Linked DNA regions of Homo sapiens: region 2 is linked to region 1. A link is an interaction called in ENCODE POLR2A ChIA-PET data of the cell type or tissue named here. Cell type or tissue: CD4-positive, alpha-beta T cell. All regions are shown on one strand.

Evidence for each region. Peaks named below come from ENCODE experiments on the same cell type or tissue, not always from the same donor. Only the 100,000 strongest peaks of a DNase experiment are listed, where the experiment ranks them.
Region 2: POLR2A ChIA-PET joins it to region 1 with 5 read pairs; 8 of 35 experiments call an interaction of 5 or more read pairs at or near these places.

The regions. Positions count from the first base shown.
Region 1 is chr6:194,646-197,145 of GRCh38, reverse strand. The region is part of intron 2 of LINC03066 (long intergenic non-protein coding RNA 3066); the gene reads left to right. Among named protein-coding and RNA genes, the nearest start is that of LINC03066, 9.6 kb to the left of the region's middle. In CD4-positive, alpha-beta T cell, no CTCF peak of the experiment used is centred here; a DNase peak (open chromatin) is centred at 1,135.
Region 2 is chr6:297,839-300,338 of GRCh38, reverse strand. The region is part of intron 1 of DUSP22 (dual specificity phosphatase 22); the gene reads right to left. Among named protein-coding and RNA genes, the nearest start is that of DUSP22, 6.6 kb to the right of the region's middle. In CD4-positive, alpha-beta T cell, no CTCF peak of the experiment used is centred here; a DNase peak (open chromatin) is centred at 1,558.

The DNA of each region.
Region 1 (2,500 bases):
CTCTGTTAAAAATACAAAAATTAGCCAGGTGTGGTGGTAGGCACCTGTAGTCCCAGCTACTCAAGAGGCTGAGACAGGAGAATCACTGGAACCTGGGAGATGGAGTTTGCAGTGAGTTGAGATCGTGCCACTGCACTCTAACCTGGGCAACAGAGCGGGACTCCGTCTCAAAAAAAAAAAAGCACCCTAATTGAACTAATTGAACTACAGAACCAACAAAAAGTCATACCATCTCATCTCATCTTATCCATCCTCACATCCATCCACCCATCCAATCATCCGTCCATCTACCCATTCACCCATCCACCCTTCCATCTATCCATCCATCCATTTGTCCATCAATCCATGTATTCATCCATCTATCCTCCCATGCATCCATCCATCCATGCATTCATCCATGTATTCATCCATCTATCCTCCCATGCATCCATCCATCCATCCATGCATTCATCCATCCATTCTCCCATCCATCCACCGATCTTATTCATCCATATATCATATCCATCCATCCATCCATCCATCCATCCATCCATCCATCCAACCATCCACCAATCCATTCATCCACCCACCAATCTACCTATTCACCCTTCCATTTTATCCATCCATCTATCCATACATTATTCATTCATTCACTGACATTCAATACATTTTTATTTCATGCCTGTGGGATGCCAGGCATTGTGCTTGATATTTGGAATACAGAAGAAAATGAAAATGAAACAGATGTGGCCCAGCTCCTGCCCTCTTGGAGTAAATCTTACATTCAGGATAAACTGAGACAGGAAATATAGATCAAGTGATGTCCTAGGACACACAGAGGAGTAGAACTGGTCTGACTTAACCTTGGCAGCCCATGCTTATGAGAGGCTAAATATATCTCAGTGCTCCCTGGACTCCGGTCAAAGCACTCCCTCCCTCTCAGGCCTCTCCTCCAGAAGGAAGTCAGATGACCATTTCCTATCATGAATTCAGCAGTGTCAGCCCACTTACATCCAGGGCATGATTTTTTATGTCATAATAAGCCTAAAGGGTGGAATTCAAAATACTTTTGTTTATCACAATTCATGTGGTTTGGGGTTTTCTTAAATAAGACAGTGACAGGCACAGATACAGACATCGCAGGGTGTTGTGGTTCTGGAAAACACGTGCAATGGGGCCAAGGGAAAAGACAGCTCCTCTTGAAGTCAGAGGTGACTCATGAAGCACAGCTCTCTTTTTGTTTTCAGGATTCTGTGAGGTCCATGACTTTCCAACAGTTCTGAGTTTTGTCACTGCAGAAGGGCCCATGCTCTTTATCCCAAGGCCACCCCATGGGAGAGATGGGCTGGACTGCCAAGTGTGTTTCTGGATTCCTACTCATGGAGGCCAGGTTCTTTATGCAGCCTCTGCCTTACAGCGCTCCTCTAGATCAGAGCTCAGAGGATGGCCTGGCACAGTCAGCATCAGTGAAGGGGCAGGAGGAACATTAACGACCTGGAAAAATGCAATGCTAAGTGGCAAAAAGCTGGTTACAGACACAACTTATACAGCATGACATGATTTGATATGAATGGAACACTACAAAGACAAATACCCATTCCTAACAGCTGCGATGTTTTCTTCTCCAGCTCTGTAGTTTATATTGTATCTTTAGGTCTGTAATCCAGCTTGAATTATCTTTGGTATCAGGTATGAGGTACCTGCTGAGTTCATCTCCTTTTGCATGTGGATCTACAATTGCCCAGCACCATCTGCTGAACAGACTCCCCTTTCTCCATCAAATTGTTTATGCACCTGCGCTAAAAGTCAATACACCATATTGGTATGGGCTGTTTCTGGACTCTTTTCTAACCCACTGATCTATTTGTCTATGTTTAGGTGAATACCACATGGTCTTTTTTACTGTAGCTTTATAGTCATCCTTGAAATCAGGCAGCATGCGTCCTCCAACTTTATTCTTCTAATCTATTTATTTCAGTTTTGCTAAAATATTTCAGACATCCGGTATTTGCAGATAGTATGACATTTCCTAATTGTCCCTAACAACATTGACATTCATTCCTTCTTGTCCTCTAATTCTCGGCCCCTCTTCGTGTTTCTAGGAACGATTATCTCTCTAACGTTCCTTGTTCCTCTTTCCCATTGAGACCCTGACCGCCCTTATAGAAGGAAGCAATACACAAAACAAAGCACCATCAACCATTATCCAGGGCCAGTGGATCGCTTCTCCTCCCACGCCAGCCATCCGAGAAAGGCTCAGCTATGCATCTGCCCCACACATCACAGAGCAAGAGTGTGGTTCTGGTAATCTGTGGGTGTTTTTTTTTTTTTTTGAGACAGAGTCTCGCTCTGTCACCCAGGCGGGAGTGCAGTGGCACGATCTCAGTTCACTGCAACCTCTGCCTCCCAGGTTCAAGCAATTCTCCTGCCTCAGCCTCCCGAGTAGCTGGGATTACATGTGTGCGTCACCACGCCTGGCTAATTTTTATATTTTTAGTAGAGATGGGGTTTCGCCATATTG
Region 2 (2,500 bases), 100 kb before region 1:
AAGGGAGACCTTTCAGGAGTGGACCCTCAAATGTCTTCAGCCTGAGCCCGAGCCCGAAGGCATTCTCCAATCTCACCCACATCTAAGGAAGTGACCACGGTGCAACCAACCAACATGGCTATGCAGAGACGCAGGCCAGGGCCCCCAAATTCCAGGCTGTTTTATGGGAAACAGCCCAATTTTCAAATATTGTCAATTAAATTTTAAAAACCACTAAAATACTGTGGTTGACAAACTAAACCCATCTGTGGGCTGACCAGGGCCCATGGACCTCCAGTCTACGATCTCTACCTGCTGCCTGTATCTTCTTTGTAAATATATTTTTGAACTCGATTGGTTCTCCCTTGGGTAGGTACTCAAGTCAACATTTCTCCAATGAATGAGTGAACAAACAGACAATGTGAACAGGGTGAGAGGAAAGGAGAGAGAAAAAATGATGATGAGTGAAGCCTGATACGAGCTGTGCCAGGGAGAGGGAACGCTGCCCCTTTCTGCCCTGAGTGGACTTCCACATGCGAAACGGTGCCCGGCCACACCTGTGGCATGGGCCTAGTGCTGGGGAGCTGCTGCAGCAGCGTGCTGGCAAGGATGGGAAGTCTGACCTGAGGAGGCAACTTCTTAAAAGGAATTGAAGATGAGTATTTTACATACATTTTAAATATTTTTAAGTAATGTAAAGAGAAGACCAAATTGTGTCAGTCAACCTTTAACTTCATGTTTCAGACCAGGAGACTGAGCTAGAGTTTCAAGACTGGAAATGGAAAGCAGGTTGCTCAATCCCTCTCTGTAGTCACAGTATGATTCTCTTCCATATAGAATTACAAACAAGATTAAGCAGGGCTGGTTTCAAGGAGACTAAATAAAAGGCCCATGAATATTTCAACTTCTACACTAGTCAGCTTCGTAATTCAGACTTGAAACCCAAAAATTTTGACCCATCTATTTTCACGATATTTTTGTTGCTGGTAATCCCTGAATACAGAGAAAGAGAACATGAAATAAAATCAAATAATTTTCCAGCAGAGAGACGATTTATAGAGGAGACCTGGGAACCACAAGGTGTTTATCTGCAACAACCTGGCTGACCAGTCAGGCCACGCAGGAGCTGAGCTCAAGCCAGAAGCAAGAAAAACAGAGAGAAAATGAAATCATTACCACCTGGTAGAAAGCAAGGACAAGTTGGAAAAAAAAGCCTGTAAAGGCAACTTGGGAATGTCCCACTATGCTGAAGTAATAAGCACAGAATTGGTGCTAAGCATCTGTGGGCCTCTGAAACTGCTGCTCTTTCCCTTTGCTGGGGACACTGTTCCTGAGTGGCCTCCCACAAGATGACCATTTCCAGGGAGGTCTCTCCTGACCACCAAACTCCCTGGCACTCTCTCTCTCATATCGCCTTGTTTTATTTTCTTCACCACATTTATCAGTGACTAAATGGCTGTATTCATTTCCTTACTTTCGGACTGATCTTGCAGCAGAGGGTGCATCTGTCTTGTCTCCTAATGTGTCCCTAAAACCTGCCCAGAGTCTAACACGCTAAGAGGAAGTCTGAATAAACGGTGACGAAACAGCACAGGCCACAGAGGAAGACGGTCTCTGGCATTCCGCAGGTCAAAGATTCCTGTTTTCTGTTACAAGACCGTCTGGGCATAGACAATATAGGCAGAATCCTTCTGCAGAAATGCTTTGAAATCACCCTAAAGATTCTCCACGCTTGATGGTTCCTCCTGATGGACAGCTTCACAGAAATGCAAAAACACAAATCCTCAGCCACAAAAACGCACTTAAGCACAAAAGAATACTGCTTCTAAGGCAGGAAATATTTTGAGTTTACTTTTTAAACATTTATTTTAGTCCTTCAGGATGCATGGCATCTAAGAACCCCACCCAAACTGATGCTGAGAAGTAAACTCCTGAGCAAGCAGCTGCCCAAGGCCATGTGTGGGGTGGGGGTGGCAGCGGAATCTTAATTCTTTCTATGTCAGAAAGGACTTTCTGGGTTTCAAAGCCAGGCATGAAGGGGAAAACTTTGGTGGATTCCTTGAAGGGTTAAATGTCACAGAGACATTTTAAATGCCATTTGGCCATGGACTTAACCAGTTTGCATATAAAAAGGGAAGAATATGAGAATACTCTCCTGGGCCCTTAGAACACTGCCTTTAACATCTGTTCTTCAACACGAAATAAAAATGTAATATTAAATGGAGAAAAGAGAGAGCCCTCGGGGGGTGGTGTAGAGGAAAGGAACCAGAGCCCACCGGCATGTGGCCATCTGTCTGTCAGTCCTGCAGCAGTGGCTGAGTGTTCATTTCCTGCAGGAGGCTCCTCTCCAAGCTGCCTGGGACTGATCTGCATGGCAGGGTCTTCGTGTCTTTCCTATTAACAGCTCACTACAGGATCTAACACAGTGTCTTGACTGTGTTCAATAACAATATGGTGAACAGGTGCATGGATGGATGACTGGATTACGCAGGCAGCCAAGTCACCTGCTGCCAGGTGGAAA